Linked DNA regions of Mus musculus: regions 1 and 3 are each linked to region 2. The links are chromatin loops, found by intact Hi-C in ENCODE. Cell type or tissue: left cerebral cortex. All regions are shown on one strand.

Region 1 (8,000 bases), 120 kb after region 2:
ATAACGTCGGGACAGCCCTTAATTTGTGGCTGTGTGCTCTAACTTTGACCTTAGGCACCCACCTTCCGCAAGGTACAACTTCTAGAGCGGCAGGAGGGCGGGCAGTGCGACCCTGGGCAAGCGTCCCGGGAAATGACCTCAAACACCGAGCAACCCTGCCCCACCTCCCCTGGGCTTTCAGATCGACCCCGACACAAACCCAACACTGTTTACAAAACCAGGTTAAACAGACAACAAACCGTCCTCGGCAAGGACCTCCTTTCCCATGCCAGGCCAGCCACGCTGGGTCAGGGAAGGATCCGCTGATCGGCGTAGGGCCGGGCAGAGGTCGCAGGTCCCCAGCAATGCCCGGTGATGCTCGGCAGGACCCCGGCGGCGGGCACGTGCGGGAACCGGTGAGGGGCTAAGCCAGAGACCCGCCGCGGCCGAGCGCAACCCGGAAAGAAGCGAGGCAGGTAGCTCTGGGGACCCGTCACCTGGCAGGGCAACGCGGTGGCCACTTACGAATCTCCCAGGAAATCGTGGAAGCGGATGCGGCCGATGGTGGTATTGGCCTCAAAGTTGGGGGCTTCGTCCCCGAGAAGCAACCCTCCGGGCATGGCGGCAGTGGTGACGCTGAGAACAAGGAGGCGCAGCCGCAGCAGTGAGCAGCGGGCGGGCTCCTGCGGAGACCTAGATCAGTGCTGGCCGAGTGGGCGGGGCTGGGGCGGGGCTGGGGCGGGGTGGGGCGACCGCGAGTCTGGCGGCTGCGGTTCTTCACGTGGAGCTTGCAGGCAAGGGAGATTCTGGAGCTAAAGAAGGCCACGTGCAATAGGAAGGAAGCGCAAGACCGAGAATTGCGGGGACTTGTAGATCTGGCGGCTCTGCAAAGATGCTCTAGGAGAAGGCGGAATTAGCGCAAATCCTCTGACATTCTCACCCCTGTTGGACTTACAATTTAGAGGTCTTGGGGTATAGCCCTCTTTTACTATGAGCATCTAGTAGTTGGCTGAATGACTGACTACTCAGCCAACCTGGGTTTCAGAAGTTTTTCAGGATGTGGCAAGAACCAGACTTGTGACGTGGGCTAAGTCAGAGGAAGTGGCTTTCTTATTGCAGCAAACATTCTGTACCAATGTCAATAAGAGGGCAATGGAAAGAACCGTTTTTTTTTTTTTTTAAATTTTGCCTCCCCATTCCTGGAGTTCCTTATAAAATGCTCAACACATTATTCCTAAAGTTTAAATATAGGTTTCACAACAGGCTTCTTGAGATCGAGTGTATGCAAGTGAATTCCCACCTGAAGAAATGGGACATTTTGATCCACTGACTTCCTATTTCCTAAGCACAAAGTGGAGAAAGATGCCTGCCCTTATTAGAGACAGATGGCAGACATTCTGCACAGAAACCAGAATCTGTTAGAAGCTCAGCCTGGTGATCGCAAACCAGAAACCCCAACTACTCTGGAGAAAGGAGAAGGACTGTAAATTCTGAGCTACAGAGGAAGTTCAAGGCCAACCTGGGGAACTTAGAGTCTGTCTCAAAATAAAGGGGAATGAGGAAGCAGGTGTGCGGCAGGATGCTTGACTGGAGTGTGGGAGGCCCTAGGTCCAATCGCCAGCGCTAAGGTGTGGTGGAGGACAATGTATTAGAAAGCCCCGAGTCCTAGCTGGAGAAACTAAAGCGAGTTTATGTAAGTTAAGTGAGGCTACCTGGAGGTCAGCTTCAGATTGTGTGGCCCAGCCTGGGGAAGCCTGCAGGACAGTAGACTACTTAGAACATGGCAGGTGCTCTCAGAGTGGTAGCTATTATTAGATGACACAATTCACGCAGTAACTCTCACTTTCCTTATTGCTAGCTAGACACCGTGCGAGGCCTGATGTGAGACATAGTCCCAGCTCTTACAGGAAAAGTGCAGTTATGATATCATGTAAGGTGATATGGACAGGGGAGCTGTGAGTGTTTGTTGTTCGGTGTGAGGAATCCTCTGGAACAGACTCAACGGATTTAAAGGAAAGCGTGTGGCGGTGCTGAGTGCAGCGACCCACTGTACCCTGCGTTTTCATCATGGTGATAAGCCCTGTCTTTGTGTCTGCATGCATACTGGTCTTGCCTGCTTCACAGAGATTACTGCCATGCGTTTTAAAGTTAAGGTAACTTAATCTCTAGCTTGACTCCACCCTTCTGTTTTGAAAGCACGTATCTTCACTTTATTTATTATGTATTTTCACAGTAGGGAAGCAGGGTAGCTTGACCTTAAGGAACTATAAGCAGTGTTGCAAAGATGGGCTAAAAATCAGATACACCACAATAAAGAGACTGGATGCAGACTCAAAGTGGCTGATCTCTATCAAAGGCATAATTACATAGCCACCACTTTAAACTAAGCGAGTATAGTAAGATAAACACCTATTCCAATCTATAGTGCCAGAAGTAGCCTGCTGGTGGTGATTTAGTAACCGTGCTCTAGCCTTGGCAAAAGTTGGAATTCTTTAAAGGTAGAGATTAACATGTCTGTTTGCTTGATTGTTTTTCAAGACAGGATTTCTTTGTGTATCACTGGCTGTTCTGGAATATGATCTGTAAACCGGGCTGGTCTCCAGCTCACAGAGATCTGCCTCCCTGTGTGATCAAAGGTGTGCGCCACTGCCCAGTTGAGATTAACATTTTTGACAACACAGTTTATTTCACAAGACACTTAAATTTCTGTCTTCTGAGAAGTCCACAGATCTAGCATCAGAAGGCTATAGGCCCACTTGGAAACAGTGGTTACAAAATAGCCTTTTCTTTTCATGACTTTTTCTTTTCCTTTATTACTGTTTCTTCATTCTGTTCCTCATATTGTGAACATGAACAATGAAGACGATTTTATTCAAGGCAAAAGCCTGGTATAGTATATGTCCCTGTGAAAGCAAAGAACATTCTCATGTATTTAGTATGTGAATAAAGTTACAAGGCCACTGTGTTTGACCCTTGTAGGTAAGTGAGTTTGACCTTGCCTTATATGTAAGGAACCAGGACACTACAGGAGGACAGTGAAGACCATTTTCTCAAGGACCAGTGAGAAGCACAGTGGGAAAGGGAGGGGCTCGCTGTGGGATAGGCCAGAACATGGGAAGGAAACAGGCTAAGAGAACCCTTTGCTATGAAGGACTGAAGGCTCTGCCGTCAGGAGGAAGTGCTTTCAAACAACCTAATGGCTGGAGAGAACACCATGGTCCTTAGAATTATCTCCTGAGGGCTAACAAGGAAGTGCAGGAACTTCCAGTGGGATGGTGTCTGATTCACACAACAATTCTAACTGCTTCAAAATATCAAAATCTCTCTCTCTGTCTCTGTCTGTCTCTGTCTCTGTCTCTCTGTCTCTCTCTCTCTTAGTCTGTGGACTTTTAGGAAGAGGAAAGGAGGAAGGAAAAGAGGTATAGGGAGAAAAATCAACAAGAACAAAGTATATATTGAAACCCAGCACTTTGTGTGTTAATAAAAACATTAAAAAATGTTGGTTTAAACTGTATGTACATTTACCAAAAAGATTATACTAGAATATTCCTAAGACAATGTCATAGGGACAGCATAACTATTCACATCACCCATGCATGTTACAAAGGAAATGAATTGTTGGTAGCGATGCGGTAAAGGTAAACTATTGGACAGCCAGCAGAATGGAGCCTCCCTAGCTTCACGCAGTGATAGGGGTCAGAGTCTCTCTCTCTCTCTCTCTCTCTCTCTCTCTCTCTCTCTCTCTCTCTCCCTCACATGCCCCCAGAGGCCTCTTTCCTTCTCTTTCTGTCTTTTTCTGTCTCCCTTTCCCTGCTTCTACCCCTTTCCACGTTCCTGCTCTGCTCCTTGGCTCCCTTCCCCCAGTAAACTTCTTTTTGTCCTAGGCCTGTCTTTCAGGGGACCCCTTGGCAGGGCTCACTGAGGTGTTTCTCCTGCATTGTTATGTAATTATTATGTGTTTTATAAAACACAAAGGGTGAATACATAAAAAGAGTGTTTTGCATTCTCAGGACTCAATAACCACTTTACAACTCTTGATAAGAGTGTTAACTGGGCTGGAGAGATGACTCAGCAGCTAACAGTACTGTGTGCTCTTCCAGAGGTCCTGAATTCAATTCCCAGCAAGCACATGGTGGTTTACAACCATCTGTAATGGGATCCGATGCCCTCTTCTGGTGTGTCTGCAGACAGCAACAGTGTACTCACATATATAAAATAAATAAGTCTTAAAAAAAAAACAAAAGTGTTAACAACTCACTCTTAATGCTTTTTTTATTTTAAAAAGTTCTTCCTGGGCTGGAGAGATGGCTCACTGACTGCTCTTCCGAAAGTCCTGAGTTCAATTCCCAGCAACCACATGGTGGTTCATGACCATCTGTAATGAGATCTGACGCCCTCTTCTGGGGAGCCTGAAGACAGCAACAGTGTACTTACATATAATAAATAAATAAATCTTAAAAAAAAAATGTTCTTCCTGCTCTTTTCTGCTCATCTCTCTTTTCTTTCACAACTTGGAACACATCTTGTTAAATCCAGTGGGCGCTTTTCTTCACTTTCTATGTGTTGGGCAGAGTTGACTACTTTATTATTTTGGAGCCACTTCTTTTCAGCTTCCGCAGCACCAAACTCTCCTGTTTTCCCTCCTTTCTTACAGGCAGGTCTTTCTCCTTTCTCTTTCTTCCAAGTGTTGGTTCTTCCCAGAGCATTCTCTCTCTCTCTCTCTCTCTCTCTCTCTCTCTCTCTCTCTCTCTCCATGCCTATCGAGGCTTCCCCTCCCTCCTCTCTTTCTAATCCCACCCTCTCACCTCCCCTCCCCTCACTCTCTTCCCTTCCCTTCAGAGAAGGGGGTCCTCCCATGGATGTCAACCCCACCTTGGCATATCAAGTTGCAGTAGGACTAGGCACATCTCCTACTGAGGCTGGGCAAGGCAGCCTGCTTAGGGGAAAGGGATCCAAAGGCAGGCAATGTTGTCAGAGACAGCCCCTGTTCTTGCTCTTAGGGGACCCACACAAAGCGAGCTGCACATCTGTGTCATATGTGTAGGGGGTCTAGGCTTTAAACTACACTTATATGCTGAAAATGTTCATTTTTATCTTGAGAAAAGCTCAAGGCTTGTATATCCATCTGACATATGACCAATATGTAATTCTTAATCCTCACTGCCCTCCACCCCACAAAATTATTTGCCCTATGCTGTCTCATCAGTGACTCCCTTTATGCTTGCTGCAAAGCATATCTTTGTCTTACCCATTGCCTCTTTATGGAGGCACACTCCTTTCTAGCTTCACAATTGCCTTTCATTGTCCTAGTTGTGCGATCAGAACTGTTCAAGTTACACGCCCCCTCCTTTGATAGACAGCCTGCTGTCAACAGACATGGAGATCTCTCCATTGGAGTACAGGGTGTCCTGAAAGGGATTCTCAAGACTGGACAAAGAGGAAAGGCCTTATCTTTTTCTGTTCTGTTTTCCTCCCTTCATGTGATAGAGAACAGATCAGCCCACAGCCGGCCTTGATGAAACAGATCATGAGGATAGCTTTCCCTCAGTGTTATGTGGATGGGAGTTAAACACTGTTAATTATTGCCTAGTGTGTTCATGTCACGGTAGGTGTTTATTGGTAGCAGTTTTTGAATATGCTGTCAGGAGTGACATTTGACTTTTTGGTTGACAGCTGTGGAACCTTTCCCTTGTGCCCAGCCATCTTAAGTGGTGGCCTGACAACCAAGGGGGCTCTTTCTTATTTGACAATCAGTCTGATGGTCATCATGGTTGCTTAGAACCCCTCTCAGATGCCCCGAGAAAAAGCCACACCGGCCATGAAAACCAGTGCCATCAGAAGCCACAAGTGCTTGCTTGCTCCAGTCATGACTGCTCTAGACAACACCCAACCACGTCTAGAGCTTTCTTTTGACTGTGATCTTGTTGTAGTTGTTCAGAGTAGCCCCACCTGTCTTCCAGCTATTATTCAGGAGCAAAAAGGCTATGGCTGGCAGAAGGAAACTGTACATTAAAAGCTTGTGACTGGGAAAACTGGAAGCAGGACACAAGCATACCATTCCCCTTTTTCTGGACAAATGAGCATCCTGCTTCTCTCCTCGGATCAGGCTTCCCTCCTATATACCATGTGTCTGGTAACAGAAGGCCCTAATAGCTCTCTATTGGTTGCTTATTGCCTTTTTTTTTTTTTTTTTTTTTTTAAAGTAGAGTAGTTGAGCCGGTTGCACTTAGAGCAGATAAAACTCTGGGCCTTCCAGACTAGGCCCTTAGTAGGTATTTCAAAGCATCACTTACAAGGTGGTTGGAGGGTGATGTGGGAGTCCAGAGGCCCTGGGAAACTCCTGAGGCCACACATTCTTGGCTAACTCAGAAGCGAGGAAGCCACGGAAGAGTTCCAGAGAAGAGTTGGGGACTGAGACCGAATGACTGTGGAAGTGCTACAAGGGAAGCTCTCTGAGGAGAGCTGAGAAGGTGGAAGGTAAAAGACTGCAAACTACGGGCCAAGTGAAAGGTGCGTAGACCCTAGCCGCTGGGAAAGCTCTAGAAAATCTCCAAAGGTTAAGTGCTGAGGGGCGTGGTCACAAGCTTGGCCTTAGCCATACAAGGAGTGCTGAGGGGCGTGGTCACAAGCTTGGCGTTGGCCATACAAGGCCACTCGCCTTTAAAGCCCAGAGAATTAAGCCTGTGACTTGAGTACTGAGGGCTGTCTGTCCCTGGCTTTGAAAACCCAGGGCCTTAAGCCTCTGGCTCTCAAGGCCCACTGCCAAAAGCCTCAGTCTCTGAAAGCCCAGGGCAATAAACTTCTGGTTTTCAAAGCCTTGGGCCACAAGTCTGATTCTCAGGGTCTAGAGCTAGAAGTCTCAGAGTTGAAAAGCCTTTGGACATTGAACTCCCAAAATTAAATGGAAAGAAGGACCTCAAACTTAAAATAGGGTCATATAGTTGGGCTGAAGTGAATGGACGACTTGAATCCCGAGTTACTCTGACTGAATCTCCTCAGCCAGTGGAGGGAGCTTGTCTTTCTTCAAAGAGCCTGGAGCAGGTGCCCCACAGAAAGGAAAGGTTGCCTACTTTCCTTCAAACCAACCTCCAAGCCTTCTTATTATCATTATGCACACCACAAGGCTCAAGTTGCAATGAGTGTCACTCATTGCTGAGTTCAGATTCCCAGGTTTGTCTTCTTTAAGGAGTCTCTGGTCTTCGCTGCAGGGGAGTGTGGGCCAAGACAACCTGACAAACAGCAGGCTCCAGATCCTTAAACACAATGGTTTTGTTTAAGAATGTACTTCACTGTGTCCTGTACTTAATGTCAACAGGTAATGTGATGACCATTAACTAGAAGACTTCACTGCTGTGAAACACATCCATGGTGACAGTTGTCCAACTCAGGGCTTATCAGCACTGCCGAATTGCACTGCCAATGGCAAATTAAGCACACTACATCCCTGGTATTCTGGTACTTCAGTGTCATGAAAGCCTTGGGCAGAAGAAGCAGGACATTGGGCACAGGCTGTGTAGAGATTTGTTCTCAGTGTTCTGACTGCTGAGTCACTTTGATCAAATGCCTAGGATCGAGCTATTGTTCCGAGGAGAAGTGTGGATTCGCCCTAGCCCTTGACTACTGAATGTAAGCACTGCTAATGTAAACTTTCTTATTTTACAGAGGGGTAAACAGGATTGTGTAAGCGGAATATTTACAAATGCTATTTGTCACCAACCCACTTTCCCAATAGTGTTGGCCAGGTAGGGTTATTTCACAATTAACAATAGAATTCTTTGTAAGATTTTGACTGGTGGATTGATAGTTCAGAACTTATTTCTCCCTCCCCCGCTTGGGTTCTACTTTTGTATCCCTAAGTGTGTAGTTGGTTCTTAGTAGTAAGCATCCGGTCTTCATTTTCATCTCATCTTAGTTGAGAAACAAACAAACAAAAAGACCAAAGCAAAGGTGCAGATCTCATGCAGACATAGATTCTGCCCTGCTGCATGCCAGGCTCATCTCTGTGATCAATATCCTTGCAA
Region 2 (8,000 bases):
TGAATCTTTTAAAAAACATTAAAACTACGAAAGAATACCTTTAATGAGAGCTTTCGATCTTTCCTGGTCCATAGAGCCTGCCCCCCAGCCAGAGGAAAGAGCCCAGAGGAGCTGCTCATTCAGACAATTATTCAGTAGTCATTAGGTGCTGTGAGGTTATGGTGTTGGGCATTAGGTTCTATGGGGGAACTTACAATCTGTGAGAGAGAATGAGCACGCATCCAAAAAATCACAATACAGACTTGCTTTCACTCCAAGTCTCTTTAGCGGCAGCTGAGGATAGACCCAGCACTGCCGTGGAAAGGTTACTTCCTGAGTTTTAGCAGCAGAAGGAATGGATAGGGGAAACGTGATCATAGCCTAATGTAGGCAGCATTCAGTCAAAGTAGGACCAAAGAATAATGGGTAGGCTGACCACTGGCCAAGTCTGATAATAAAAACTGTAACTCAACAACTGATGGCATTAGAATTATCAACATCATTTTAAAAAGCTGACAGCATTGTGTAATAAAACTAAAGGAAAAGGAGCTCCTGGCATTGAGTGAGTCTGTGTATATTTTATATAGAAATTCCTAATACACTAAAAACATTGCCACAGTCTGGTTTTCCTTTATAAAATCCCAGTACCGAGAAGGGGAATTGGGCATAAAGTCTCACTCCAACCAAAAAGCTATTTGCAACTGATAGCTGCTGAGAGAGGAAAATTCAGGTTTCACTGAGTATATCAACCACAGTCCAGGCTAGGCCCCGTGCTCAGGAGGGACTAGCTAACATAAAACATACTCCATGTTGTTGTTGTTGGTGGTGGTGGTGGTGGTGGTGGTGGAGGTGGTGGTGGTGGTGGTGGTGGTGGTGTGTGTGTGTGTGTGTGTGTGTGTGTGTGCGCATGCAGTTAAAAGGGAAAAGAACAGGAACTTGCATGGGTAGGGAGTAGGGAGGACCTGGAAGGAGCTGGGGGAAGGGAAAGAATATGGTCAAAACTATATTAAACTATATTGGAATGTAGGAGTTAGATTTCTAAAGAGTTTGGATTTTCTGGTTCTTAATATTTAAATCTGCCTTTTTGCATAGTAGTTTTTTGTTACCCATAATCATTAAGTGTGAAATTTTGTGAGCTTACTATAAATGTAATACCCTGTACAATAGAGAGGTCAAACTATATTATACAAAACTTTTTTAAAAATAAAATTTAATTTAAAAATATTAAGTTATTATTTTAGCAATTACATAAGATTTATTTACATTTATGGCGACCGAGGATGAGACAAAAACTGGTGGTTTTTATAATCATGCTAGAAAAAGAAGTGGTGAAGCACTTAATATATGTGTGGTTAGTTTCTTCTAGTATGTTAAAATCTAATATTTTCTTACTATAGGGTCATGAGTACTTCCTAATGCTGTATCATGGGCACACACAGCAGCAAAGTGAACAGGACAAGAGAAAGCACAACAGTTCAAAGCCACTTGATGTATCAATAACAAATCTGAAAAGGACATCGATTCTCACTCTTTACTTGAACTTCATCTTGAGATCTTGCTGCCGCTGCCTGTAAGGTGCTGGGATTTACAGGTTTGCAAGGCCACGTCCAGCCTTCCTCCTAGTCCTAAGTCCTGTCCTTATTATGATGGGATGCCTCTTTTCTATGAGGGTCTCTGTGTTGTTTATCTTTGATGTTAAGTGACATGTGACAAAATAAGTTTGTAACCATAATACAAGTCTAAACAATGAATAAATACAACTGACTTGTTTCAATAAAGATTCTAGTACAATTTCTTAAGACAGATTGAGAAAAGGCATTAGTAAATTCTGGAGGAAGGCAGACTGGCACTACATACTTTTCTATTTTTCTACATCTATTTTAGTCTTTAAGCTTTACTGTAATGCAGCTATTTTAGTAAGCATATTGATGAACCCCAGTAAAATAATCAAACCATAACTGGGAATGCAGTACAGCATCTTACAAATACTACTTTTCCTTGGCAACAGACTCCTCTATATTGTACAGGGTATTACATTTATAGTAAGCTCACAAAATTTCACACTTAATGATTATGGATAACAAAAAACTACTATGCAAAAAGGCAGATTTAAATATTAAGAACCAGAAAATCCAAACTCTTTAGAAATCTAACTCCTACATATAAAATATAAAGCTGTAGTAGGGTATGGTGGTGCACACCTTTTAATTCAGCACTTGGGAGATACTGGCAGGTGGATCTCGGATTTTGAGGGCAGTTTGGTCTACATAGCACGTTCCAAGACAGCTAGGACTGCATAATAGTTCTTGTTTCAAAGCAAACAAACGAGCAAAGAAACCCAAAAATCCCTAGACAACACAAAACAACACAACCAAATAAACGAAGTTGCTATTTTCTGACATTACTAGTTTCGATTTACTTGAAACAAGAACGATTAATTCCAAGCAGGATTTGTTAAGGTTTGTGAATAAATAATCGTAAACGATGCACTGTTAGTAGAAGCTTAATTTCAATCACTGAAATCAATGTTTCATATTCTTAAAAAGGCTTACCTGCGCATTGGCTTTCCTTCCCTGCACCATGAAAAGTATCCTTCACCGTGTTCTAAAGCCGTACCTTCAACAAGAGAGAAGTAGTAGCTTACTAAAAACTGTTCGAGTTCTCCAGCAACTTGTATAATCACTTCACTCATTTCGTCTGTAATCAGGAATCTTACATCCTAATGTAATCTTTGCGTAGATGCGCAATCATAATGTAATGCCTTTAAGAGGACTATCACTAACTAAAGATGCTAAGGTGACAGATTATATGTGAATGTGAGGGTGACTGGGAAAGCAGTCAGGATCAAAATAGTCATGATCGCTAGTTGGTGTTTTCTGCTCAAGAAGCACCTGGGGAGTTTTTTGATTTTTTAACTTCACCATCAAGTATATTTGCAGAGTAATCACTTGATACCAGCAGCAGTACTAATTTAGTGACTCGGATAGGAAAAGCATTGTTTTAGCACTGAATCCGAAGGTTGTTAACTTATTCTGAAGTGACAAGCAGGCCGGAGGCGGTTGCCTTTAAAAACAACTCCACTTCCGACCAGCCCAGCCCGGGCAGCTTGAACAAGGGCAGGGAAAGTAGTTCTAGACTACAACTCTCCCAAGCTCTCGTCTTAGTCGCCGAAATATTGTTCACCGCCAGGATCTTGCTGGCTTCCAGAGAGAAAATGGGAGGCAGAGTGCTCGCTCCCTTAGAATTCCAAGTGAAGCTGTCCAGGATGCGGAGTCCTGCGTCCCCAGCAAGCATTGCACAGCCTTGCCCTGGCTTCAAGACACCTCGGGCAGCCAGCAGCAGCGCAGCCTGGAGCCCTGAAAGGCCCGACCGAGGAACCCTACCGTCCCTTAGAGGCACGACTGACAGGCAGCCTAGAAAGCACTGCCCTGACCCCGCCGGGCAGTTCGGCAAGTTGAGCTCATAGATCTGCAAAGCGAGACCTAGGGCTCTGTTCTCCATCCCGTGCTCTAGAGCTCTGACTTACTGGCTTTGACACTTTTCTCTCTGCGGCACCCTCTCTGCCTTCTCCGCCCTCTCTGCCTCCACCTCTGGAGCCGCTAGCGCAGGCAGGATGCGGCTCCTGCAGCGATTTCCTTTCCCTGCACCCGCCCAGATCCAGAAACAGGAAGCGGTCCGATGGCTAAATCCTTCCCACGGAACTGCACGTGTTCGGGCAAGTAGTTCCGTCATGGCTCCGGAAGTAGCTGTGCCTTTCGCTGAGCGTTTCCCAGGACTGGTACCATTAGTCGATCTGACTTTTACAATATACTTAGAGAGCAACCAAATAAAATATGTATGAGGTGAGGGTTTCATTTTTGAGTATATAACTAAAAGTCTGTTGCTGATGTATTGAAAACTATACAAGGCTATTATTAACCAAAATTTCTTTAGCTGAACTTTATTTGACATCTATAGACTCTGTGCAGTTGTTTTTGATAGGAAATATACCTCATATTAATAAACTTGTAGTGGGAATGATTGGTCTTTAAATTCAACTTCTAATTCTAGTTCTATGATACACTTTGTCATTTGGCCAAGTTTTTTCTTCATATGTACCAGTGATATATAAGTAAATAATATATGTACTAGTAACAGCTATGGATACCCCATTTATTATCAAATACTTAGCATATAACATTGTGTATTAGTTTATCAGTTCTAGTATCTCTCTTATTGAAGGATTTATTACCATTTTTCCAAATGGTGGTAGCATTATGTTTCAGATAGTGCCATTCCAGTCGGTACCAAAGCGTTATGTAACTTACAAAAGGGTAAGGGTATCTACGGAGCATAGCCTGTAAGGGTTAGAGCCACAACTTGATGCCGTGTACAATGGTTCTAGATTCTGGCCACAATTATATTATATCTTCCTCCAGAAAGGTTCAAGGATTCTCGTTGGTCCATATTATTGGTACTTTCAACTTTAATTTTTTGCCAATCTGATGGGTATAAAATAGTTTAGATGTACATTTTTCTGATCCATTGAAATGGCATCTTATATGTGCACCTCTCAGGTTTCTTTTGTGTAGATTGTCTAAAAGTCATCTTCAAAGTGACTCAGATTCTTCCAAAATATGAGTCATGATTTTAATTCTTTATAGCTATACAGTTCTATAGCAAGGGAGTTATAAAAACATTAAGGAATGCTAGTAACTAAAATGGGCTTTTAAGCCAGGGTGAAAGTAATATTTCCTATTCTTAACCCATTGATTCCTTCTTAACCTACTACCCACTGTAAGCTGGCTTGTGCTTCAACTACTCTGTTTCTTTTTAAAGGGGAGGAGTTCAGTGTGAATCAGCTCTTCATATTTATGCCAATTAACAAAGTATACATAAAAATAAACATATGAAAAAACTGGCATTTCCAATTATTATAGAACTCCTACAATCCCATAGGCGTCCTCTTAGGGATCCTAAATTTCTAGTTGAAAATATACTTAGAACTGGTTTTATAATGTGTGAGTCTGGGGCAATAAACAATACTCTGGGGGCCAATGAGCTTAACTTTTAGACATTTGATGAGAAATAGTGTCCTATTTGTCATGTTTAAAGGACATAGAATCCAAGGCTTAGTTGTAAACAAGACCCATGAGACTCTTGGTTTTGTCAAATCTTCATTTCTGAGGAAATAGACATTATAAAATTAAAACACAAGTTGTGTGGTTGCTTAATTACAATATCAGTATATCTGAAAGTGATGTACAGGATTTGCATTAAGAAAATATGTAGCAGGGAATCCATATCTGGTCTCAGTGATCAGGGAAAATATGGTTGGCAGCACTTAAGATATTCCTTGGTGTTCTTTGTCCCCAGTAATTGGTACCTTATGCATGTAGCCATCTCCTTTTTTGCCATTGTGATTATTATAATGTATTAAAAGGATGGGGTGTGGTTCTTCAACATGATGTTGTTTGGACGTTCCAGTCACCAGAATGAGATCAACAAACTTCTTTTCTTTATAAAGTATATAGTCGTAGCTATTTTGTTATCACAACACATAGGTTTCTATGATGGAGAAACAGAAGATCTTTGTCCTGGTGCTAACTTCATGATCTCAAGCAAATGCTTTATTCTAACTTCAGTTTTCTTACCTATATGTTGATATTTCACTCCTTGCAACTTTCTGAGTCAAGAGTTATTTGTAGAGGTGGGGGAAGATAACTCAATTTTTAAAATGTTCGTCTTGTATGTGTGGAGCCCTGGTTTCAATCCCCAGCAAACTCCTGTCGGAAGTTCTGAGGTTGTGTTGTGTAACAGAACTTTTCCTGGGAAGATGTAACACACATTATCTAATTACCCTAGATAGGGAACTCATAACAGACCATAGTATGGGTACCACCCAAAGTCCAACTTGGTGAACCAATGAATTTTATTGGGATTACTTTCAGGAATATGGGTAAAGGTTACTCACAGGAGCAGAAATGACAGCTGCACCACCAAAATCTACACCATTGTGTAGTGCATGAGTGACAGCTCACAAATTTGGGAACCTAGAACACACTGCACAACCTGTTTGGAGAGTATCCTTTCCTAGATGCCTCAGTTAATCTGAACCTTTTCCAGGCAGCTGGTCTGGTTTGGAGCACTTCTTTGAAGATTTTCTCTCCTGAGAGTCTTCTTTGCAACTTAGCTTGTCTAAGTCTCCTTGGCAGCTGGACTCATCCAAGGGTCTTCTTTGCAGTTCTGTGTTCTTCAGTCTGAGCTTTTTTCCCTTCCTCTGGCAGTGAGAGCCCTAGTGAATCTAGTCAATTTCAGAGACTTCCTTAAGCTATTTGAGTTGTTTGTCTTCCTGCTCAAGGAGCTCCTCTACAGGATAGGATGTTTCAGACCTGGAGGAAACTGTTACACAACAGGTTGTAATGAAACTTTAGAGGCCTCAAATTGACATACTAAGGGTTGGGTCATTATACCCTACAACATTAAATGTGTTTGAAATATATATAATGAAAGTACACAAGCCGGGCAGTGGTGGTACATGCCTTTAATCCCAGCACTTGGGAGGCAGAGGCAGGTGGATTTCTGAGTTGGAGGCCAGCCTGGTCTACAGAGTGAGTTCCAGGACAGCCAGGGCTACACAGAGAAACCCTGTCTTGAAAACCAAAAAGGAGGAAAAAAAGAAAAAAAAAGAAAGTGCACAAATAGAATAAAAAAGATGGTTGCATTTCTTGTGTAGAGAAACACCTCCTTAACCATAACTGATTTTTTAAAGGGCTTGGAGAATGGGGAGATGGATCAGTGGGTAAAGTGTTCATGGTACAAGCATAAAGATTTCAGTTACTGGAATGGATGCTTATTCTAGATATGAATTTGCCTTTTCTGGTTGTAATGCTGCTGCCAAAGCTCCCAACCATGGCCATGCAGAGTGCTTTATCCATCCTCATAATGTTCCACCTAGAATTACTTCTTACCAAGGACTTCACTTTACAAAGAAGTGTACCAGTGAACTCACTGAATTCACTGTTGTTACCTTGTACTCCACAACCCTGAAGCAACTGGCATGACAGGATGATGGAATGGTCTTTGAAAACCACACTTATGTTGTGATTTTTAAGGGAAGTTAGACTTTTGTCTGTTTTTTTTTTTTTTAATTTGGCCTATTCTAAGCCAAGGGACCAGTGTATAGTATTGTCCTGGTAATTGTCAGCCTCTCTTATGCTGTCTATTGGAATGCTGGGTGTGAACAAAGCAGGTTGTTCTCTAGGAAAGCAGAAAGCCAGGGCAGCATATTATTTTGTCTTTAATTAGCTAAACACCTAAGTCCTTCATGTCATGGGTCTCTGAGAACTCAAGATAGAACTCCACAATGAAGATCCAATGAACCCTCAAAGCAAAATCTCAAACAAGAATCTATCAGGTGTGCACAGATCTCCTGAGTGATGGTCTCTTGGTTGCTAGCATCAGATTGACTAAGAAAATTTCCTTCAGTTTAATTTGTAGATAGTACACTTATTTTACCAGTGTGGTGGTTTGAATATGCTTGGCCTAGGGAATGGCACTATTAGGAGGTGTGGCCTTGTTAGAGGAAGTGTGTCACTGTGGGGATGAGCTTTGAGACCCTCCTTCTAGCTGCCTGGGGGACAGTCTTTTCCTGTTGGCCTTCAGAGCAAGATGTAGAACTCTCACCTCCTCCAGCACCATGCCTGCTTGGATGCTGCCATGCTTCCTGCCATGATGATAGTGGACTGAACCTCAGAACTTGCAAGCTATCCCCAATTAAATACTGTCCTTTATAAGAATTGCCTTGAGCTGGGCAGTGGTGGTGCACACCTTTAATCCCAGCACTTGGGAGGCAGAGGCAGGCAGATTTCTGAGTTTGAGGCCAGCCTGGTCTACAGAGTGAGTTCCAGGACAGCTAGGGCTACACAGAGAAACCTGTCTCAAAAAACAAAACAAAACAAAAACAGAATTGCCTTGGTCACAGTGTCTCTTCAGAGATGTAAACCCCTTTAAGACAGCCAGCACTAATCCAAATTCCACAC
Region 3 (8,000 bases), 61 kb before region 2:
CACTGTTCTCAAAAGCAGTTGGCTATGAAGTCTCTTCCCTGAGGGAACTAATGTTCCAAGCAGGAATCTAGGCACGACAGTTTTAGTCAATTTAGGAGTATGGTTTTACTTCTATAGAATAACTAACAATTAGATTGCTGGAAACTTATAATAACTGATAAATGTAGACACGTCTTTAATCCCAGCACGCAGGTGGCAGAGGCAGGTAGACTTCTGTGGGTTCTAGGCCAGCCTGATCCATACAGTTAATTTTAGGCCAAACACTGTAAGACTCTGTCTTCAAACAAAACAAAAGGCTGCTGTTGTATGGAGTATGTGGAGTCCTTGCAGAGAAAAAGTCTAAATTACAAGGTTTCAACCCAAGTCAGTGAGCTACATTAATCAGCTCAACATAAAAAAAAGAGCAAATCCAGGGCTGGAGAGATGGCTCAGCGGTTAAGAGCATTGACTGCTTTTCCAGAGGTCCTGAGTTCAATTCTCAGCAACTACATGGTGGCTCATAACCATCTGTAATGGGATCTGATGCCCTCTTCTGGTGTGTCTGAAGACCATGACAATTTACTCATATACATAAAATAAAATAAATCTTTAAAAAGAAAAAAGAGCAAAGCTGTGTGGGGCTTCTGGGAGCAAGCCCTACCTTACTTCTATTTGCCTATTCTTTCCTATGTCCATAATCACAAGAATGGAAGACATTCCATCAGTAAGCTACTATTAGTTAAGAAAATAAAAATATTTTTCACTGGCTTAAGTCCTCACAAGAAAATTTTATTAATTTTGTAAACTTTTCTTTCACATAGTATAATCCAAAGATAATACTGTAGAGAATTAGAAACATTTGATTGGGCATATTCCTCCCTAAATAGAAAGAGATAATATACAATTTTTAAAAAGATTTATTTATTATATGTAAATACACTGTAGCTGTCTTTAGACACATCAGAAGAGGGCATTAGATCTCATTATGGATGGTTGTGAGTCACCATGTGGTTGCTGGGATTTGAACTCAGGACCTTTGGAACAGCAGTCAGTGTTCTTAACTGTTGAGCCATCTCTCCAGCCCTCTTCTTTTTTTAAAAAGATTTATTTATTTATTATATGTAAGTACACTGTAGCTGTCTTCAGACACTCCAGAAGAGGGAGTCAGATCTTGTTACAGATGGTTGTGAGCCACCATGTGGTTGCTGGGATTTGAACTCAGGACCTTCAGAAGAGTAGTCAGTGCTCTTAACCGCTAAGCCATCTCTCCAGCCCTCTTCTTTATTTCAAATAGTTTATTTATAAAGGGAAAACCAGGGCTGGAAAGGTGGCTCAGAGACTTAGAGTGCTTCTTGCTCTTCTAGAGGTCCCAGCTTTAATTCCCAGCACCCAGATGGCAGCTCACAACTGTTGGTAACTCTAGTTTCATGGAATTAGACACCCTTTTCAGGCCTCCATAGGCATCAGATATGCATACAACCAAACATACATACAGGTAAACTACCCATAGACATAAAATAAACATAAATACCAAGGGAAAGAGAAGCGACCACCAATGTGCGTTCTCTAGGCCTTTTGGAAAGCAAAGAGGCATTCCTTTGTGACTCTACAAGGATGATACTGCAGACATTAAGGGAAAGAATACAGTTTAAAAAAAATGCTCCAAGAACGTTACTATGGCAAAGCTGTAAGAGTCTACACTGTCACTCAGCACAATGTCGACGGTTATATACAAGCAGTTTAAGAACATGATTCTTGTCAAGACAATTAATGTTTGCATCCAGCATGCTGAACACTCTAAGAGCCAAGGTAGCGTCTTTCATGTGACAAACATCAACCCACATTTTGAACTTCTTTAGAGAGTTAATATGCTAGTATGCTTCAGAACAGAAGAGAGGAGCAATAAGAAACACAGCAATGAATGGGCTTTGAGCCTAATGGATGACTGCTCCCAGTTTTAAGCTTTTTTTTACTTACATTTTGAATGAAGTAAACTTGTTTTCCTATGCTTCTGCAGCTTCATAGCTGCCTCACAGAATCCTAGTCTATTCCCACTTACTGCTTATGAGTTTTGTAAACTCTGCTCAGGATTATTTCAGTCCTCCGGTGGGTCACGTTTTATCGTTATTCCCTTTAACCGATATTAGTACTTACTGGGAATAACACTATTAGACTTTTTCAAAACAAAACAGAACGGAAAAGGCAGTGACTTCCGAGAAATTACAAAAGTGGCAAATATTATTCTCTGCCTGGATAAAAACTAGCAAAGGTTGGAACTATTTGGGAAAACGACCTCCATGTATTCCTGAACCATTTTCTTCAGTTTACCTGCGGTACTGAATCCATCCACACAGAGTGACTTCTTGGCCTAAGTGGGACGAACGCAACTCTCCACATGTGTTGGTCCGAGCAACAAAGCTACTGAATTCTTTAAGAAGAGAAGGAAAAAGCACTTTAAAAGGCATCAGTAAGAATGTTTGTAGTTTTCTTTAAAAATACTCTCCATTCATGATGTATCAGCTCTTTCAGGTCAATGGGTGAAGTTGTAAAAATTTTAAATTAGATGTGTGTGTGTGTGTTTATGTGTGCGTACCCACAGGTATGTGGGCTCACATGCCACGGTGCCCCTGTGGAAGTCAGAGGACAACTTGTTGGATTCTGTTCTCTTCTTCCATTCACAGTGTGAGTTTTGGGAGTCAACTCTGGTACTCAGGCTTGGCAGGAAGTGCCTGAAGCCACTGAGCCATCTTGTAGGTCTGATGTAGTTTATAAAATAGCCTAGATTATACAATATCCCTATTGTGTTTACCTGCACAAGTGTCAAGGCCCAAGCAAATAACTGCCCCAAAGGAAAATTTTGCCTTCTGTTTAAAAATCTAAACCTTGTACATAAACTAGCACTTGAAGGGACATAAAATGGTAGCTGTCCATTTTGGTAAGTGACATATAATTTTAGAAATTACCTGCTTGACAGTGCAGTTAGTATTTAACTTTAGTACAAGTATAGTTTATAACAATCATTTGTAAATCAATAAACTATTAGAAAAGATTTTATTTAAATTATTACTTTAGTTTTTCTACTAATAGTATACACTACACAGGCTATCTACTTTTTTTTTATAATCAAGGGGGGGACCTTAATTATAACTAATCAAGAGAATGAATGACCTGGTATTAAAATGCAGTTAGAATCAGGGAAACAAGCTGTCAAAAACAGGCGGAAGCTCGTAGCTGCCTTCACCTGGAATTCTTTGTGAACTCAACGCCAGATTTCTGGAAAGAGAACCCCAGATTGGCCGCATGGTCTTCCCGATGGGTCTGGATAAACCCCTGCATAGACGACTTAACCAAAAACCAAGATACATGTTGAAGTCCCGGGATCCGGAGAGACAATCACGAATCCCACGCTGCAGGTGTGGTGGTGCTCAAAACTCGGTTTTCGGAATACCTGGGAACCCTTAAAATTCTAGTTCCCACGCAAATGCATCCAGACCCTGCTCCGCTGAACGTTCTAGTATCTACAAAGTAGATTGACCTGCAAGGTCTCCAGAGACCTTAGGTGAGTGGGTAGGGGGAAAGCCTTTGCTTCCTTCAGTGCATCAGTTCCCACTTTAATTAAACAAGGCTGAGCCCCGAAGATGCCTCAACAGCAGCGCCAGTGCCAGAGCGCCCCAGCCGGAAGGCCGGCCACCAGGCGCGCGTCCTCCCTTTATTCCCACGTATCTCGAAGGTGACCAGGGCATAAGCAGAAATATAAGGAGGTGCAGCCTCGTGTTTCAACTTTCCCAAACCTGGCGGCCCATCCTGGATTTTCCTGAAAGGTGAAGACGAACAAATCCAAACAGCTCTGAGGTTCAAACCCAGACACAAACCACATCCACAAGCCAGTCCCTCTGACGCCCGGCGAGCGCCAAAGTTACGCAAGGATTCCGGCCAATCAGGACGAGGGCGCCTCCGCCATGTTTATTGTGGGCGGCAGTATGCGGGAAAGTTTCGCACCGGTTGGAAAACGGAAGAACAACGCGGCGCAATAGGGGATTGGGAATTTGAGGCTATTGATTGAAGCCTTCCAAGCCTTGCCCTCAGTTAAAATGACGACTTCAGTTGCTTTCAGTTACGTGAAATCGGAGGGCCACAGGCGAGGCTTTCCGAGTCGGCCGCAGGGCAAGTCGGGAAATGATTTTAAACTGGAGGGCGTGGCGTGTGTGGAAAAGCGCCTAGACGAGCGGAACTTTCAAGTCTACCTTTGATCCCCGGAGAGCTCCGGAGAAGGGTCTTTGGGGACTCCCTGTTTTTCGTGGGCCGGCGCCAGCTTCCGAAGAGCGAGGATCATAGAGCCGGGCAGCTTGGGAAGCCGAGCTGTCTCTCCCGGGGGAAGTCGCAGGTCTTGCTCGAGCCTGAGGGAAGCTAGGTTCACTCCAGGACTCCTGATGTCTCTTCTGAACTCACCGGGGATTGCTTCGGTTCTCTCTTAAGCAGTCATTTTGGCCACTTTCTTCTTCTTAAAAAACCAAAACCTTTCGTCTCGACGTAGTCTTGGAGCAAAACTTGAAGGATGATTCGTGAATCCGGAGTGGATGACAGTGTCTTTACGACATAGTTTTGGTAAGAGCTTTTGGGTCCTCGACTGGCCGTGTACTGCATTTCTTTCTGTTGTGTGACTGTTGTCTTTGCAATGCTTTTGTGTATTTAAGATGTGTACAAACGGAAGCTAACGTCAACGTGAGCGTTAGTATGGGAGCAGTGGGTTGACTTTTGTGGCAATATTGCAGTGACTAACTCAGGGACTTTCTTCATGGACTAACCACAAGAAAAACTACTGAGTTTTAGTTGTGTGTTAGGAACTGAGTACAAGAGAATTTGATGAGAGATATAGTTCCGTGGATACTAGAAAGAGGCTGATAGGACCCTTTGCCACGGGCATAAGAGTCAAAGGAGGCGAAGAATTGAGAAATTCGTAGAACCTTTCCCTCCAGTCACCTGGCAACATAGCAGCGTACTTACTAATAGGGTCGTTTGAGGAGTGAACAGTAGTACCAGATATGTCCCAGGACTAGGGAGGCTGAGGCAAGAGAATTGCCGTGAGTTCTAGGCCAACCTGGGCTACACAGAGAGACTGTCACTCGATATAAACAAAACACCCCCAAACAAAAGAATATTCGTTAAAGGCTTAATCTTTGTTAAGTGCTTACAAACATGCCTGAAAAGTAATGTATACTTAGCAGTTATTGTACTAGTTAGCCTACTTTAAAGAAAGATTCTGTATAAACAGAACTGATGAAGACTCCTATCTAAATAGCAAACAAGTGGGGAGAAGAACGGGAGGAGGTGGTGGCAGAGGGAAGACGCTGCCTTCTGAAGGAAAGTTCAGTTGATGGAAGATTTTTAACAGAGGGGTTCGGATAAGTGGGACCTGCATGGCTGCTATGGACAGGAAGAATTTGTAAAGTCAAAAATAATAAAAAAGACTAGGAGCTCTCCTGCCAAACCCAATACTGCTCTGATGAGAAGGCCAAGGGTGTCTGTAAAGATAAAGATGTCTTCCAGAAGTTGGCCTGGGACCTCCACAGGCATAAGAGCCGAAGGAACTTCTCCTGGTAGCAGCAGCCCCAGTTCTTGGTTCCTCCTGACCCCCACTGAAGGTCCTTCTGTAAGTCCTGGAAGCAGGCAGGACAGGAGGTGGGACTCTTAATCCAAACCACCTGAAAGCAACGAGAAAGGACAAGACAGGGAGGGCCATTAACCTAAACCCACTGAGGTGCACATTAGTGGGAGGCTCACCAGGAGTGTGGCCAAGGCTCACATCATGGGAATACTTTATGCCTGTGGGAAAATGAAAAAATGCTTATTTAAATGTTGCATCCCTGTCTGTGGTGCTTTTTATTTGATTTTATTTTTTAATACTTCTGTGTGTGTGCATGTACTGTGGTGTGTGCGGTGTGGGTGCAGTGGTCAGAGGACAAGGTGCAGGGGTCAGTTCTCTCCTACTGTGCGGATTCCAGGATTTGAACTCAGGCTGTCTAACTTGAGTTTTGAGAATCCAGATAAAGCTAAGAAGGTTCCAAAGCAGGAGGAATTAATGACAAGAGATGACTGCTCCCCTAAAATAGATAGCTGGCTCTTCCAGGTGATTTACCCTCCATAGAGAATGTTGTCACCACCCTCCTGTGGCACACTACTCCTGTGGAGGAGGAAATAGCCACGCCCCCTGAGGTGTGTGTGTGTGTGTGTGTGTAAGAGAGAGAGAGAGAGAGAGAGAGAGAGAGAGAGAGAGAGAGAGAGAGATCTTGCTTTCCAGGAACCACTCCATTGTCAGTTCCATCAAATCCATTGACAGTTACTGGAGGCATTTCCTCTGCAGGTTAAGTTCTGGTTACAGGATGTTGCTGGTCTGGGGTTGTGTCTATAAAGATGCCTTCCAGTTTTCAGACTAGAAATCTCATATCTTTCTGGCTACTGGGATTATATATATATATTCTTAATTGTTACATGTAAGTATACTGTAGCTGTCTTCAGACACACCAGAAGAGGACATCGGATCTCATTACAGATGGTTGTGAGCCACCATGTGGTGCTGGGATTTGAACTCAGGACCTTTGGAAGAGCAATCAGTGCTCTTAACCGCAGAGCCATCTCACCAGCCCTGGCAACTGGGATTGTTAAATGGCAAAGCCAGCAGGGGTGAGCAGTGCCCCAGCCTGGGAGCATGGTTTTCTTTTTCCCTGGGGATCTGGGGCCAGTGTAGTGACTGGTCATTCTGTTGCTATTATTGCTTTGCAGCCTCCTTCAGGAAAGGGGTGTTTGAGAACAGGGACCAGGAAGTGGGAGGAAAGTGGAGCTAGAGCCCACAAAGATGCTCTGGATTCAGACTCTGGAGACCAGCATCAGAGTGCACACCTAACTTTATTGTTTATTACATAAGTTTATTTAGCTAATTACGGTTCGTTTATGTATTCAAGAGCAAATTGGGGTGCAACCTGTGTTTAGCCAAATCTGACTACCCTGTCCTTGAGCGTGTCTGTGAGTCTGTAGAGGAGGGGCCAGTCCTTCCACCCCCCTATACCTGTGGAGATTTCTGTGAAGACAGGGGAAGTAGCCACTGTCCTAGCCTGGGTCCTTTGTGTTGTCTCTCTGTGTGCAGGGAGCGGTGTCAGATCATACATTGTGTACAGGAGATCTGGACTCTTTAAGGAGTTTCAGAAGCTTGTGGTGCCTCACGCCCCTTCCCATTTCTTCCTCCACCAGGTTTATCTCCACACCCCCTACAGGGGGGCTAACTGTGATATAACAGCCTTTGCTCCCTTGTTAGAGTCTTCCAACTTCCAGGGACCCTGGAAGAGAGCTATCCACCCACCATGCCAGTTGTCATAAATGGTCTGTCTTTCCATGTGTTCACTTAAAGCCATTTCATGTCTTTCTTCAGTTTTTGAATTTGGTAAAGCCAGATTAGAGACAGCTCTTTAGGGTTATTGTGAAGCCCCTGCTGTGCTCAGCCTTCATGGTGGTCTCGGAAGTCTCCTTTGTAACGTGCATATTACATTATTTGACTTATTCTAGAGTTCATACTGAAAGGTTTCTTGTATTGATATTTCTTTTCACAATAAGAGAATAGTAGCTAAGATAAGAAACGAGTATGATGTAGAAAAGGTGGAGAGTAGAAAAGAGAGAGAGTAAGAATGTGCATGTAAGAGAACAATGTGCATGAATTAACTTTTTATATATTTTTTTTATATTTTTTTTTCTTCTTGTTCCGGCCTCGCTATCTCAGGCCCAAAGATTTATTTATTTATTTTATGTATTAGTACACTGTAGCTGTTTTCAGACACACCAGAAAAGGGCGTCAGATCTCATTATGGATGGTTATGAGCCACCATGTGGTTGCTGGGATTTGAATCAGGACCTCTGGCAGAGCAGTCAGTGCTCTTAACTGCCCAGCCGTCTCTCCAGTCCCCTGACTTTTTAGTGATTAGAGTTCCAGTTACCTTTTTTTTTTTTTTAAATGCAGACCATGGATTCCTGTG

The links. A loop is a pair of places that touch in the nucleus more often than their neighbours do. Peaks named below come from ENCODE experiments on the same cell type or tissue, not always from the same donor. Only the 100,000 strongest peaks of a DNase experiment are listed, where the experiment ranks them.
Region 1: a loop joins it to region 2, with 2.0 times the contacts of the local background. A loop is called at or near these places in 6 of 42 quality-filtered maps.
Region 3: it touches region 2 in a loop (6-fold over the local background); 7 of 42 quality-filtered maps call a loop at or near these places.

What each region holds. Positions count from the first base shown.
Region 1 is chr1:161,250,518-161,258,517 of GRCm38, forward strand. Prdx6 (peroxiredoxin 6) reads right to left here and starts at 693. Exons shown (of 5, transcript NM_007453.4): 1 at 505-693. The coding sequence starts at 599. In left cerebral cortex, CTCF peaks have their summits at 609, 4,190 (motif pointing left) and 4,392 (motif pointing left); DNase peaks (open chromatin) are centred at 190 and 721; H3K4me3 peaks cover 1,149 bases; H3K27ac peaks cover 911 bases.
Region 2 is chr1:161,127,858-161,135,857 of GRCm38, forward strand. Klhl20 (kelch-like 20) reads right to left here and starts at 3,622. Exons shown (of 12, transcript NM_001039482.1): 1 at 3,506-3,622; 2 at 2,532-2,595. The coding sequence starts at 2,539. In left cerebral cortex, a CTCF peak has its summit at 3,553; DNase peaks (open chromatin) are centred at 3,110 and 3,661; H3K4me3 peaks cover 1,812 bases; H3K27ac peaks cover 1,287 bases.
Region 3 is chr1:161,066,773-161,074,772 of GRCm38, forward strand. It overlaps Dars2 (aspartyl-tRNA synthetase 2 (mitochondrial)), which reads right to left and starts at 3,888. Exons shown (of 17, transcript NM_172644.4): 1 at 3,221-3,888; 2 at 2,308-2,407. The coding sequence starts at 3,344. Cenpl (centromere protein L) reads left to right here and starts at 3,995. Exons shown (of 5, transcript NM_001159930.2): 1 at 3,995-4,584; 2 at 7,985-8,000. The coding sequence starts at 7,988. In left cerebral cortex, a CTCF peak has its summit at 3,712; DNase peaks (open chromatin) are centred at 3,415 and 3,988; H3K4me3 peaks cover 2,106 bases; H3K27ac peaks cover 727 bases.